Linked DNA regions of Mus musculus: region 2 is linked to region 1. A link is a loop called in an ENCODE intact Hi-C map of the cell type or tissue named here. Cell type or tissue: heart. All regions are shown on one strand. Each heading gives the region's core, and the rest is flanking DNA. Links, peaks and the distances in the headings are about the cores only.

Evidence for each region. A loop is a pair of places that touch in the nucleus more often than their neighbours do. Peaks named below come from ENCODE experiments on the same cell type or tissue, not always from the same donor. Only the 100,000 strongest peaks of a DNase experiment are listed, where the experiment ranks them.
Region 2: it touches region 1 in a loop (1.8-fold over the local background); 3 of 42 quality-filtered maps call a loop at or near these places.

What each region holds. Positions count from the first base shown.
Region 1 is chr5:4,491,457-4,499,491 of GRCm38, reverse strand. No RefSeq gene overlaps it. Among named protein-coding and RNA genes, the nearest start is that of Gm40261, 220 kb to the right of the region's middle. In heart, for the core only: no CTCF peak of the experiment used is centred there; a DNase peak (open chromatin) is centred at 3,141; H3K27ac peaks cover 1,561 bases.
Region 2 is chr5:4,319,907-4,327,941 of GRCm38, reverse strand. No RefSeq gene overlaps it. Among named protein-coding and RNA genes, the nearest start is that of Gm40261, 51 kb to the right of the region's middle. In heart, for the core only: no CTCF peak of the experiment used is centred there; DNase peaks (open chromatin) are centred at 4,401 and 5,111; H3K27ac peaks cover 1,151 bases.

The sequences.
Region 1 (8,035 bases), core at 1,559-5,558:
AATCATGGTCAGTACTTATAGCAGCTATTACCACAGACTTAGTGCCGGTAACCCTTTGTACTTATCTCTGTAACCAGAGAGGCTGAAAAGCTCCTTTTATGTCTCCACTCCTGGTCACTAAAAGCTGAGTTCATTCAAAATTCCCTCCTGCCTACAGAGCTCAGAGTCCTGCAATAAAAACTGAAGAAGAGATTTGAGCGAATATTATATAAACGTCTCCCTCCGGTCCACCTCCCCACCTCCAACCCTGCTAAATTTGGCACAAGGCAAAGGAATGTAAGTCTTAAGCGGAAGGGCAAAGGGACATAGAAACAAACTTCACTGCCTTTGTATTTGTTCAGCAGAAGACAAAGGGTTTTAGGGCAAATCAGCTCCACCCCCCACCCCCCTATGCATCTTGGTTTTAATGAAATTGATCTACTGAGCCTGAAATATGAAGAATGAGGGCCTGGGATTTATGAAATTTCTCCGTGGAAATCAAGTGCTTCTTTTCCTTCATGGCCTTACCGACATACCTTTGATGAAAGTAATTATAAAATCTCAATTACTGGGAAGAATGAGAGGAGCTGGGCATTAACCCCTCATGGCCCTTCACAGAAACTGGGCATCGTGCGATCCATAACAAAGACCCAGGAATGCTTTCCAAAATAAGTGACAGCAGAATGCAAGGCAACCTGGTGCCTCTTGAAGAAATCTCAAAGGACTCTAAAACTCCCAGGCAGGCCCCTTGAAAAGCAGGGAGGCACAGACACTCTCAAGAGACCCTAAGATGCTGCCATTTGTCTCATTACAGCTTTCCAGTCACTCAGCCTCTCTGTGCAGGGGGGAAGCTGTGCTCTTTGGAATGTCAGCCTCATGCTGGGTTTTAGTAGAACTTGGAGTTCTGGAGTTCTGGCTTCCGTGCTCCCTGATGATCTTCACATGAAGGTTTTTGGCATTGGGAAAGAATGCGCACCTCTCTCACTGAAAAGATCCTTGGCATTCGGCATGAGTAAGGGACTTTCTCAATGCCACAATCACTTACATGCTAGAGCCTACATAAGCTGCAACTATATGCTCAGCCTGCAACATTTCAACTCTGCCACCAAAGGCCTGAGTGTGGGATGGGACTCAGCAATGAAGAAAAGAGGTGTGTTGCTCTTCGGTGGCGATTTCCAAGGCATCACGGCTTCTAATCCAGGCAGAACTTTGATTCCTATGCCTGGATTTGATTTTTAAAATTCACTTTTTTAAACAAACTGAAAAGAATTCCCAAATTCTGTATTATGTATAAAAATAGCCTTTTCACGGTTATTCTTTTCTTTCCACATGGGTCGTGCTCTTTTTATAGCAAGAAGTTGCATCTTGCTGGTGTCTTGTCACTCTGTGGCTGACCTGTCCCAGCAAACTGTCAGTGTGAGGCAGCCTTTACTAAAAGCCTCAGTGGTATGGCAAGGGGATGAGATAGGTAAGGACTGTAGTAGAGACCTGGGCGCACTGGGTGGTGGCCTCCAGGCAAAGCCTGCAAAACTCTGCATCAACTCATCCACTGTGAACGGAGGCCAAGAGTCTGCCCTACCTGATTAGTCTGTAGCCTGCAGTGACTGTTTTGGGCAATAAGTGGGCGAGAGACTTGAATTGGACCTCAAAACACTGAAAGCCATGATAAATGTTTCCTTTAATTCTCTTGAAGGAGATAAGGGAGAAAGGGCCATATTCTGGCCATGGCAGAACCACTGCAGCTGTGGTCTCAACTCAGCTGTGGCTGCCTACAGTGAGTTCATAACAAGACTGGGCCTGCCAATAGTCAATTATGGAAGAGAGAGAGAGAAAGAGAGAGAGAGAGAGAGACAGACAGACAGACAGACAGACAGAGACAGACAGACAGACAGACAGAGACAGACAGACTGAGAGACAGAGAGAGACAGAGAGAGAGAGACAGAGACAGAGAGACAGAGAGAGAGACAGAGAGAGAGAGACAGAGACACAGAGAGAGAGAGAGAGACAGAGAGAGAGAGAGTCGCAGGGGAGAGGTTCCCAGATGAAACCGCTTCCCAATGAACTACTCCTAGCTTACTCTGGAGCACATCAGCATCAGACTCCGGTGGATGGTTCTAAATCCTGGTTAAATTCAGCAGGCCTATAAACAAAGCAAAACAAAACAACAACAAAACCCTCATGAATATAGGAATGTGCCTTGAGGGAAGGTATGGAAGAGGTATAAAGATGGAATGGAGATGAGAAATAAGAAAAGGTAAGAGGGTATAGTAATTGGAATATGCTTTATATGTGTATGAAGTTGTCAAAGAGCAAATTCAATAGTTTTTTTAATCAACTCTCCAGGAGGAAAAAGGTTAAATTCCTCTCAAGTACTTTTTTCCTGTAGTGGGAAAGCTTGTTAAAGCTATGACCTCACAGCTGACAATTGCCTAACTGTGGAACAGCATCAATAGCAAAAAAAAAAAGGTTTTCCTGTGTTTGTTTGCTCAGCACCTTTGAGTGCCACATTGATGAGAGGAAACTGTTCAGCGTGTCTTTCAGCTCCTAAGGTCTTGCCCAGAGTCCTGGATTCCTCTCTCATTCACAGAGATTAAACGCGCAGATAGAGTACATAGGGTCCCACATTCCCAGTCCTTCTGAGGCTACGGAGAAGGAGTTCTTCATTATGACTATTGTATTAGGTTTCATCTGCTCATGTCCTGGTCCTACCGACAAGGCTCAGCCTGCCTCGTTGCTCTTCTCTGAAGCTTTTCCTCACATCTTACAAAACCTCCTCTTACACACCGAGGAACTAACAAAGGAGCGTGTCTTAACTCGGTAAACATCCCCCATCCCGCCCCCTCTCCTGTCTCCAAGCTTCTTCCGACATTCAGACTCTCATCCCCAAGCGAAGAATTTCCCCATAAATATTTTATAACTTCCTAAGTCCATAGACTACCTCGGTCCAGCTTTATTATTATATCTCATTTCTTATCTGGCACAAAGTTTTCCTCCTTGAAACGTATTCCTCTTGTGTGGCCCTGTGTCCGTTTGTCGGTTGCCAGAAGACAGCATGCTGGAACAGAAAGCTCCCGGGCAGTGTATGTCAGCCAGGCTTTGGGGTTTTTGTTGTTCATTTCCTTCTCTGGGTCGCCCCTGTGCGCCTTTGTGGGGACTGTCGAGCCTTGGCACAAACCGCAGCTCCTGAATGGGACATTCTTCCAACAGACAGTGTGTTCCCAGCTTGCCCAGCAAGAGCTTCCTTGGCAGCCTGGCAAGGACACCATTGAAGACAAGGCAGCCCAGGGCGACCTCCACAATGACTGTGGCTCTGACTCAGTCGTGAAGTATTTGCTGTCAGTGGTGCATAAAAAAGGCAGGGCTTCACAAGATGGCTTTTCTTTTTTCTTTTCTTTTCTTTTCTTTTCTTTTCTTTTCTTTTCTTTTCTTTTCTTTTCTTTTTGTTTGTTTGTTTTGTTTTTCGAGACAGGGTTTCTCTGACCCACAAAGATGGCTTTACAGGTAGCCAAATTATTCACCCACCTGGGCGATGAGGAAACAAAGCCAAGTGAAAAAATTAGGTTTAAATACCATAGGCCAGTGCTGCCCCTATGTTTGAACAGGTAGCAAAAAGCCTAGCAAAAAGCCTGAAGCTATTTTTTTAATTTGTTTATTCACTTTACATCCTAATATAACCGCTCCCCTCTCCTCCCAGTACCCTCTCACATAAATCCTTCCCCTATTCCCTCCCCTTCTCCTTTGAGAAGGGGTTGCTCCCCTTGGTGTCCCCCTCCCTGCAGCACATCCGCTCTTTGCAGGAGCATCCTCTCCCACTGAGGCCAGACAAGGCAGCACAGCTTGGGGAACAGGATCCACAGGCAAGCAACAGATTCAAGAACAGCTCCCTGCGTCTGTCATTGCGGGACCTGCATAAAGACCAAGCTGCACATGTTATATTATGTGCCAGCACCTAGTTCCAGCCCATGCGAGCCTGAGGTTATCTTAAAAGAAAAAGTCTGAATAGCTGAAGGTCAGGGGCGTGGTGAGGGTTGGGGTTGTAACTCTTGGGCCTAGATGGGAGGACCTTCAGCTGGTCCGGTCGTCTCTGCTCCCCAGTGTCTGGATGTGACCCCTGCTCACTTCTTAGGATTATTTGTAAGAGACCAGTTCTGACAAGGTAGGAATCAACACGAGTCGAACTGGAAAGTTCTCTTCAGCTTCACTCTTGGACTGGGTGTGGGATGAACAAATTCACATTCTCTGAAAGCGGGAGACCAAGACAGATGACCGGCTTCCAGGAACATCCCCTTTGGACCTTATTGTTCTCTGGGACCTAGGGGGCTGGTGGGGGTGCGGATGGAAGCTGGACCTTGTGGGGAAGATGGTGTTCTTTTACATTTCTGAGCCCTACCAAATATTCTCTTTGTAGCTAAGTAGTTTGTGATAGTATCTTCCCTCACACTTGCCACTACCATGCCTGTCCTACTTAAGAGTTCAGCTCTCTCCTGCTCCAGGGAAAGTTCTTTTTCTTCCCCTGTAAAAAGTGAGAAGTCTCTAAAGATTTCGGACTTTTGCTTTCCAAAAGCCAAAACTTTTAAAGTACAGTGCTGGGGAAATGGAATGAGTCTGTGAGTAGAAAACACATAAAGAAGGGTTTTTCCTGTTTGCTGTGTAACAATTTCTTCTAAGAGTAACCAGGAAATGAAGTATCCCATGGAAATAAAAAACTCAAAAGGTTCAGAAGAGCCTGAAACTGACCATATTTGCTAGGCCTCTCCATCCCAAGCATGGGTTAACTGCAAAGACTCCCAAGTGGCATTCTCAGACACGCTGAGCTTCCTGGAAGAGGCAGAAACTGAGCCCCATGGAAAGGGTACTCTCCACCTGTTGAACTGCCTTCAGTTTATACAGTATGCTCCAGGTTTCCCACTCTTGTGAGCTGTCACACGCTGTGGTGGGATTTAGACACATAGCTGTTTCCTTTCCTGTAAGTAACCTTTACCCATATCCCTTTAAATAGTCCCGATAAAACTCACTTGTTCACCAAATTGCACACCAGTGGCATCTGCACTTTGCTCTGTCATTTGTTCCCTAGAGGGTGAGTTGACGTCTATTGACATCTTCTTTGCAATCGTGTCATACAACACGGTTTCTAAAGACAGAGAAATATCTTGACTGGCTGCAGATGAGCCGAACACTGGGTCAGCACTCCTGGGAAGGCTGTAGAGTCATCCATGGGAGAGACTCTGAGGTGGTCTGAGAATATACTGGACTCCAACTCACCATCACTCAGACACCAAACACCTAGAGTCAGTTGAAGACTTCCTGTGATGAGAGTGCGCTTTTGAAACATTTGCATGCAGAATGTCTGCTCCACCCACAGAGTTCAACACCAAGGTTAAACTCTAAAGACAGGAAATGGAGAGGAAAAGGAGGAGAGGAGTGTTGGGGGATTGACTTGTGCTTACACAGGGATTCGAAGGTCTGGGGTAGGTCTCTGCCAACAGTTGGTTTACTGATAAAGAGCCAGTGGCCAATGGCTGGGCAGGGTGAAAGAGGAGGCACTTTTAGTTTTCCCTGGTGAGAGACCTAGAGGAAGAAGGCATTTGGCCATGAGAGAGACATAGGACAGACCATGCCATGAAGGAGCAGGAGATGAGACAGCCGAAATGTAGGTGCAAAGGGAAAGCGGCACCCATGGGAGGGCTGCTCAGAAGGAACAGGGCAACAAAGATAAAATATAGATTTAGGAAATGTTAACTCAGAAATACCACAGGGGAGTGTGTGCTAGCCACAGGGAGGTTTGGAAGTGCCCAGCCATTTAGCTTGTTAGGAATATTAAAATAAAGTGTATGTGTGTGTGTGTGTGTGTGTGTGTGTGTGTGTGTGCATGTGTGTCTGAGTGTCCGTGTGTGTATCTGTGTGTGTGTGTGTGTGTGTGTGTGTGTGTGTCTGTGTGTGTGTGTGACTGTCTGGGTCTGTGTGTCTGAGTCTGTGTGTCTGTGTTTGTGTCTCTGTGTGTGTATGTCTTTTCATTCTCCCATCCAGAGCTCTTGGGTGGGTGCAAAGCCTTGTGCACCCACCAGGAGTGCAGAGCTGATTAACTTTTACAGCTAAAGAGTTGGGGATGGGGCTCAAAATGGGAAAAGTAAACAAGAAAAAGTTTAAGATTCATTTTTACTTTCCTAGGTGATAGACTAATTGACCAAATTGTTGGTTTGAACCATGTAAATTTGCTGCTATTCAAATATCTGTTTGTCCACATAAAAAAAATGGCCATTTCATAAGTTTCAGCAATTAAGGAATAGTTAGTTTCTCTACTTGCAGATGGTGACCTGGTCAGAACCCTGGGGAAACTGCCTGTCAAAGGGTTTCCCTCTGTGAGGGACCCTCATGTAAACTCTTGCTGTTCCCTGACATACACGGAGCATCTCCTGAGGGCATTGTTATTACTTCTGACAGAGGAAAATCAAAATAGGGTGTGAAAGAGAGTTAGGTGGCTACAAGCTGGGAGCAGGAAGGATTACAAGTTAAAACACAAATCTACTTGGCAGCCTCTTGTCTTCTCTTTGGGAGGCTTGGCTTCCCTAAACAGGGTGCATTTGCCTGTCTTTGTTTCCCATCATCAAATGCATCCTTGTGTTTGTCAGCATATCTCTGAACAGCAATGAAGAGTAAACTAACAACCGGTCCCTCTGCATCAGCAAGAGCAGGGAAATGAGCTCCGATCGTTGATGTCAAGGGAAGGGAAGGCTGTGACTTCTAATGTGCTAAAGAGAGAGCCACTTAAAAAGATTTACAAGTCTGAACTGAATCTACACCCACGGGATCCCTAGGAGAGGGCAAAGAAAGAACACATCTCCAAAGTAGAACCTAAATCTGAACTGGGGGCAAAGGGATTCCATTTTTTTCCCTTGGGAATGTTTTCCTTTGATGGTCAACCCAACTTTATAACCACTGACTATGTAGTCTGTGCTTAGTCCTACGGTCACAGCTGGTTTCTGAGTTCTCTGTGTTTCGGGGAAACTTTATGTTGCAGAGTAAGATTCTTCCTTGGATAGTTCAAACACCAGTGTTTGTATTCTTATTGGATGCAAGGCACTGCCTTGAAAGATAATGTATAGAGTATAATCTTGAGGGCGGGAGGCTGCAGAGGTGGCTTAGTGGTTAAGAACAGATACTGTTCCTGCAGAACACGAACACACACTGTTTACGTGGGGAAATGTTCAGCTACTGGGATCCATGTGGTACAGCTCACAGTCGCTTGTAACTCCAGTTCCTGGGATATCTGATGCCTCTAGCCCCTGCCAGAACCTGTATTCATGCACGTGCATATGCACACACACACACACACACACACACACACACACACACACATACACACACACACACACACACACACACGCACGCACGCACGCACGCACACGCACACACACACACACACACATACACATACACACACACACATACACACACACACACACACACACACACACACACACGCATGCACGCACGCACGCACACACAGAGTAAAAGAAACCTTTTTTAAAAAGAAAATACAACCTTGGGTTTAAGATGCTTATATCTGGTCGGCAGTCATGTGGTAGTGAGTGGGCATGGATCTGACCTATCTCAAAGGTCTTAGCACATTTTATGTTCTCGTCTAGACTGCCAAATTCTTTATGAGTAGAATTTGTGCTACTTTTATTTCAAGTCTCTCATGAAGGGATGCCTAGAGCCATGCTCAGCACATTTTCGTGAAGACATATATAAATGACCAATGCTTGAGCTGAATTCTCAGATATGGGCGATAGTGACAAAGCTTGATAGATAGTTGAACAGTACCTGCCCTACACTGTGTTTCTGCTCACAGCCATTTGCTTCTCTCCTAGCCAGTCTCTGGCAAGCATCTACAGTCAAGGTCACAACTTGTGTTTTTGTCCATCCTTCATTGAGACCTCTCTAACCCAAAGCCCATGCACTGCAGAGATGTTGGGAAGCACGGGCATTCCATTTTCTGCCCTTTCCTTACACTCTGAAGACTGCGGGAATTTACCACTTGCTTTTCTGTTAAGAA
Region 2 (8,035 bases), core at 2,214-6,213, 170 kb after region 1:
ATCTCTAGCCCTCAGAGTGTGTTAACTTCAGATGGCGGCCATGACACCCATAACCTCCTCAATGGGTAAGCAGAAGAAAATCTGGGCCATGGTCTGTGAAACAGTGATGTAATCAAAATTATATAGTGCTCAGCCCTGAACATATATATATACACACAAACAACAAAAATATACTCAACAGCTTATTTTTACATATATTTGGGCTATATATGCCTATGCATGTATGTAACAGTATCAACCAAAGAAAAAGAAACTATTGAGAGTGGGGAGGGGAACATGGGAGTTGTTTGAGGGGCTGGAGAAAGGAAAGGGAAGATGGAAAGTGATGTAATTCTATTTCAATTGAAACATATTAAAATAAAATACAATATGAAAATTGCATATGGTGACATCAATGTGTAGATGTGTTATGTGTGTATATATGATATTTCTTTCTCCTGTCATATAGTTTCTGAAACCCATAGACTCTCTGAAATCAAAAGAGTCCCTTGTAGGCTGAAATGGTATGGGTCTCCTGTATAACCTCAGGAAGGGGGCCAGTTGCCATCAAATCAACCTTGTGATTAGTGACTCAGAGGAGAAGAAAATAGCTACAGGTTGAGTTCATCAGACATGCCTACATATTAATCACCATAAAGTCTCAAAGGACAAGGTTTGAGAGTTTCTGAGTGGATGAACACACGTGAGTCATGTGCCTGGAAAGGGATGTGAATTTTCATGGTCCTTCATCTTTACCTTGTCTTAAAGCATTCCTTCTATCCACTCATTTCTGAGTTGAATCTTTACATGAAAAATGAGTAGCCATTCGTAAAACAATTTGCTGGTTTGGGTGAGCCATTCTAGCAAGTGTTTTGACTCATGGGAAGTGTCCCAGGGTCCCAGGGGTTCACGGATTAACATTCTGGATTTGTCTGGCATGTGACTTAGGGGTAATCTGTGGGATGAGCCTGTCACCTGTGGGCTGTGTGCTACCTGCAGTCAGTGTTGGAGTTAAATTGAGTTGTGAGATACCCAGGTGGAGTTGAGAAATGACTTCGCGTGTGAAAAGCACACACCTGGTGTCAGAAGTGACCTAGTGACATGAGGGCAGAGAATGGGAGAGGCCAGCTCCCTCCTTCCTGTTATAACATTCTTCAAAGTGATTTTCAGAGAAAGACTCAACCCTTTCCAATCCTAGCTTCCTCATTCCTAAACAGCAGTTGTACTTCCTAGCTAATTTGGCTTTTATTAAGACTAATCTGAATTCTAAATAAACTCCTGGAGCTGCTTAGAGATAAGCACCGTATAAATAAAGAGTGGAGAACACTCGATGTTGTAAAGCGTATTTTGGAATCATGTATATTTTCCCAAGCCAATGGCAGACCTCCTGTGAATTTGTGTACACAGTGAGTGTCTGTGTTATGACCTTGTGACCTCCTCACCTTTCCCCTACATAGACTGTCTCTTTTTATCTTAACCATTCATTATCCTATCGCCCCTAAAACTGCTCCGTGCAGCCTCCCTCCAGAGCCAACTTCATCACGGTTTCCCTTGGAGCCCTGCTCAAACTCCCTTAGTTGTCTTAAATAATTCACATACATAATTTTAAATAGATTATGTTTTTGTCCCAGTAAAATAAGCTTTAAAACATTTTCTTTCTCCTAAGAATCCAAAAACTGGATGACTTTTTTCAAGATTTCTGTCCCTCAAAATGCTTTGACACAGGATCCCTGGATTTTTTTTTTTTTTTTTTTTTTTTTTTTTTGCCACAAAAAGCCACAGTCGTGGGTACTTCTACGTGACAGATAGCATTAGGGTGTGCTCTCTTTCCTAATTGGCTACAGTGTCTGGTCCTCATTAGAACAGGCCAGTACTATACATGGTAAAGAATGCATTCCTGATAAACTTAAGTTAGGCTTGGACCAAGGCCAAGAGTTGCTCTGGCAGACTAAAGCCACTTTTCCAACACTCCACTTTAGCAGGAAGATTTGTGATAAGGAAATATAAACAAGACATTGGGGTCATTCGGTCACAGGCCCCCACTTCCTCACCCACCTTTCCACCCTTTCTCAGGGCTAAGGAACCATTCCCAGGCAATTAGTCACAACTGTCCTTACCTCAGTCTCTCAGTCTCTCTGTCTCTCTCTCATCTCTCTCTCAACTTTCTCTCTCATCTTTCTTTCTCATCTCTCTCTCTCTCTCTCTCCCTCCCTCCCTCCTTCCTTCCCTCCCTCCCTTCTGTCACCCCACCTCCTGTTTTTGGTAAGGACGTTTTCTTGCCTTGGAAATTCATGATCATCTTTTAGAAGAGCATTTTTTTTTAAGATTTGAATTTTTCCCTGAAAATTTTAACTGATTTAACACAATCTTCACCTTAAGATCAGACTCTTTTGTTAAAGAAATGTTTAATTTAAAGTACTTTACTGTCTGAAAATGGAGGTGGGGAGCTCAAAATTAAAGACAAAAGAAATGTACACACTGGCTAGATTTAACCCCACTAAAGCCAGCAGCGTTAGAGTTCCAGCTATGTCCCTCTCAGTCACCTGTGTGGTAACTGCTCCTCCATTTAACACTGCTGACCTGGACCACTAACCTTGATCCAAGAGCTGCAGATGGGACAGTACCCTTTGACCTACATATAAATATTTATATTTATGAAAAGACACTTTGAATTTCTAAAAATAATTGTAAATATTATATAAAAGCAATCATCAGGGGCTAAAGAAATGTTTGGGCAAAATGTTTGCACAAACATGAAACCCTGAGCCCAGATGCCCAAAACCTGCATAAAAGCTGGTGTGGCAATATGGACTTGTATAGCACACGGCTGGGGTACAGAATAGACAGCTCCTGGGGTGCGTGGGCCAACTGGTTTGACACTAATGATAAGCTCCTGCCTCAGTAAACAACCTGTTTCTCACTAATAATGTGAAGAGCAATATAGGAAGTCCTCCCGGTGCTGACTTCTGTCTTCCACATGCATGTGTGGGTGTCTTCACCCCACTCACACACATAAAAAAACATACAAAAGACCACAGTTTTATAGATAGTCACTATTTCCTTATGCTGCCTTCTAGAACATTTCATGTGTAGCATAATACCACACAGTCGGAATGCCTTTTAAATATGTGTGAAGAAAGAAATAAAATGCTCAAACAACGCTCACTAGTGAAAGAAAATCCTCCAAAAATATAAATAATAATACTGGATTTCAAATAGCTTCAGTAGAGAAAATAAAAATCGAGTTTTTGGTGTATTATTTCTCTTGGTTGCTTAATAAGATTTTGTGTTTTTGTTCAAAGCCCACAAATGACAAAGAACCAGCTGCTTAATTTAAGATTATAGCCTGTCCAGGAGTAAGTGGGGAACCTTGATTCACATAAACAAGAGACTCAAAGAGTGAGAGTTTGATGTGACGTTAAAGACATTTTAGAAAGATTTTCCCTCACCCAGGTCCACTAATGCTAGCACACTTAGACATGAGCATCAAGGGGCAGACAGATTCTCAGTTAGATGGTTTTTCTTGAGATTTTCAGTAGGTATCTGACCAGCAAAAGGTACGGAACACCTGAGAGCTCTTCATTAGTGAGATGAGCTAATCTCCAAGCATACTCCATATAGGGCAACAACAATCAGAACTTAATACACAAAACACCCAGACTGGTGCAGAGGGACTCAAAAACTACTAACTACTTTCATTGAAATGTTAAATCCAGGAACAGAAGAAGGGAAATAAGTCAATGGGTTCCTTTCTGATCATCTTTCTCTTAAGAGTTCCTCACCACTGAAATAGTGGGAACACTGTGCTAAACATGTAGTGCAGATAATTATCTAACGTAATATCCAAATATGTACATAATCTGGAGCTTCATTATTTATTAGAAAGATAGTAGAGACATAATATCTAAAATAATGAACAATTGACCTAACTAGCCTATGTTCAAATATTAGCCCTTCCATTTTCTCAATGGGTAACAACAATAAGGAAGTTATCTAATGTCTCTGTGTCTTCCTACGGTATAAAAGGAAATAATGTTAGTACTTATTTTGCAGGCACTATAAGGACTCAAATATTTGGAAAGCACTCAGCATGTTATCTGTGCCAGGAATATAATGTATCATCATCATTACTATCATTTTTATTATCATCACCAACATCATCATCATAATCAACAACAGCAGCAGCATAGAACACCACCACCTTGGACACCAGACAAGATATTATTTGTATTGGATGTCCCTAAAGAAACCTTTCAGAGTCATGGATCCTAAACGTAGGACTATCAGCATACCATTTACTGCTCAAATCTCAGCCTCAGAAATACTAGAGACACTTTGTACACTGGACCTAACATATGAGTAAGTCTGGCTCAGAGAATGCCAGGGAGACGCAAGAGAAACACTGTGTGCAAATACAGACTGAGTCATCTACAGCTCTGGGGTTAGAGTGTGCCAGCTTCTCTTGGCTTGCAGCAATGCAGATAGACTGTGGGAAGAACTTTCAGTTTGGTGGAATTTACTGTTTTATATGTGCTTTGTGGCTGTGAAATCACAGCACTTGCAGAGTTGAGAGGACATCATATATCTGCTCGTCCAACCATTTTACAGATGAGGAAACTGATCCAGAAAAGAACAGTGATGGGTCAGCATGTGGCTAGTAGGTAGTGAAGCCTCTGAAGGAAAGTCTTTTCAGAACCTTAGTGATCATGAGTCATCGTAGAATGTTCCCAGCTTCATACTATAAATCTGATTAACTAGATCCATATTTTATAAATAAGTAGCTTAAAGAGTAGGAGTACTTCACCCAGTTGAACTTCAAATTACTTTAGATCAAAGTAATGTATCTTTTTGGATATCAGACTCTTGCTTAAAAATTTATGTGCTTTAAAATTCCTGTTACAGAGAACATAAACAGTACATTGAGTTTGATCAGTCAGTGAAAAATTAATCTCAGGGGGTAAATGTTTCATCTTTCCAGGCATCGGAGAACGACATAACAAGCATTTTACTGAGTTCCATTCTGGCCCTGAAATCGTCTGTTTATGCCATGTGGATGAAGAGCTTACTGAGAAGCTGACCGTTCCTCACAAGGCCTCCCTTACAGGAAGGAGGCTACTCTGGAAACAGTCCCACCGTTCAACATCTTGCACATTTGCCATGACCCAGACATACAAACACAGCTTGCTCGTGTCTGCTTTTAACAGAAGACTCAGAGCTGGGTGAATTAGATCTCTTACCCCACTGTCTACTCTCATCCAACTTCACAAGCCCTGCATCATGTTTTATTAAGTGGACTGCTTTTCCTTTAATGCTCCATCCTGACTCCCACTCCCTTCCCTCCTAGAGCCATCCACTCCAATGCTTATAAAACCTAGGTGCTGTGGTGGTTGTCCAATTAAGGGATACCCAGGTAGCTGGGAAAGCATCATTGTATGAGATTGTGGGAACATCAGTGGGCATGACCTGGCTTTTTGAAGGACTACCAGTTAAAATTCTTAGAACATCTGTATGGGGTTGGACTTCCACTACCAATGCAAGAGGGGTTCCCCAGGTTCCTCACCAACAGTGAGTGCTAGCTGCCTTTCTTATGGGCATCTGTCTAGTAGGCAGGAATTTGTTAGTGGGCCACTCTGGGATCTCCATCTCTTAGAAACACTCATATCCTCACCTCCCCCCTTTGAAAATGAGGAGGTCTAGATTTCCATACACACCACACACAAGTCCTGAGAAACAGGAAGTGGTATCTTGGGACATACACATGCTTTTTCCCACACCAATCTGCCATATCTCAAAATATTTCTCATAGGCCTTCATTCTCTGGGGAATTGGGGTGGTGGTGGGACCCCTGGGGTTTGGGGGTGGTGCTTGGGTTGGGAGGGTGAGGGGTGTCCCATCCCTCTGAAAGCCTTTCTGGAAGTTTTTGACATCAACATTTGTGAAACTGATAGACCAGGATTGCGTTCCTGTCCTCCTCGATCCCTTTTCCCTTTCTTGCCCCCCTCCTCTCCCCAGTCTTCCTCCCCACACCATCTTCCCTTCCTTTTGCCACTGCCATCTTGCTACCTAGATCTTGAAGAGCTTTCTCTTTCTTAACTCCTCTCTCTTTTCCAGGAGAACTCTCAATGTCCTGCCTCTGAATAGGGGGCTTGGGGTGGGCAGTGGGGAAGCATAAGAAAACTAGATTACAAGGGGAAACAATTAGGAAAGACTGTCTGCAACACTCACTTTGCCATGTGAACATACTTTCACCATCCTAAAGCAATTTGCATATCACGTGACCATCTCAGAACCATAGAGATAAAAATAGATAAAAATAGAAACCAAGGCTGAGAAACAAAAGAGAGGCACTGTGTGGCATAATAAGATGGATGGACTTCAGGAAACCTATTTTAGAAGAAGTGCCTTTTACAACGGTCCCGGCCTTCCAAAAACATGAGGAAGCTTTTAGAACACCAACTTTCATTCTGTTCTCCCCATCTTCTCTTTCATAGATCCAGTTGTCTGAACTCAAAGAAGATTCTGACAAAAAAAAAAAAAAAAAGAAAAAGAAAAAGAAAAATGAAAAAAAAAAAAAAGAAGAGAAGAGAAAAGAAAAGAGAAGAAAATTATTTTATCTCTGCTTTTTAACAAATAGCTTGTGGTTGTTCTTAACCACTTGCAAGATTTTTATTTCGTTGCCTGTGATTCTCTTATAAGAAATATTTTGAATATTTAAATATTTCAAACAACTAACTGTTCCTTTTTCAAACTACAGTATACTTCCTGATTACCTCGTGCTGACTGACATGGTGAGTAGATTCCTTGTGTGGAGCAAGGGATTTTCAAATGTTAAATGTCTAGGTATAGACACATAAACAGCTTAGTTCAATTATTTAATTATGCCCACATGCTGGTGATATAAGCTTTACATTGTCACTTATCAAAATATGAAAATCAGCATATATGTCTCTTTCTATGATCAAAATATATTAAATCTGCTTGGAGGACACTTTTTTTTATGCCCCAAGTGAACGCTTGCTCCTGGATAGTCAGCAAGTACCACATGTGAGTGGAGAAAGGCTGTGAGGATGACTAAAAAAGATGCTTTTTCTCCACAACCTATTATGATGCGTTTAGACAAATGATTTAAATCACAAGTCTTAGTTTTATCTTCAACAATATATAAATAGGGCTGGAGTCTAGCTTAGGACTAGCATGCTTGCCCGGCTTCCAGGAGGCCATAGATTAATATCGCCAGTACTAAAAAAAATAATGTAATGTGGAGATAATAATATCTATAATTGTATATTTAAGATTTAGCATGATCTCTACAGGTTCTCTCTCCCCTTTGTTGGGTATTTCAGCTAATGTCATCCCTGTTGGGTCCTGGGAGCCTCTTGCTTTCCTGGCATCTGGGACTTTCTGGTTGCTACCCCCTGTTCCCCATTTCTTACTGCTACACACCTCTGTTCAATTTCCTGACCCTCTGTACATCTCCCTCATCTCCTCCCACACCTGATCCTGCCCCCTGTTTTTCCTCTACTCCTCCTTTCTTCCTCCCAAGTCCCTCCTACCCTCTATCTCCCGTGATTATTTTGTTCCCCCTTCTAAGTAGGACTGAAGCATCCACACTTTGGTCTTCCTTCTTCTTGAGCTTCATGTGGTCTATAAATTGTATCTTGAGTATTCCAAGCTTTTACGCTTATAGCCAGTTATCAGTGATCATGTGTGCTCTTTTGTGACTGGGTTACCTCACTCAGAATTATATTTTCTAGTTCCATCCATTTGCCTGCAAATTTCATGAAGTTGAAAAATTATAACGTAAAAGTAAAATTCTAGGCCTTTAGGCCCAGGCTTGAGAATGTGACCTCTATGACTCAATGATCCAAGGTATGCTAATCATAAAACAGATAGTGACATTCCTCCACCTACCTGCTTCCTGTGTTCAAGGAGTGTTCATTCAAAGAAAGTCACCCCGACCCACCCTGACCATTGCTGGAACCCGCTACACAAATGTGCTATTGTTAGAGTCTCGTAGAAACTGTCTTGAGAAATAACCCTCACAATTACCAGGTAT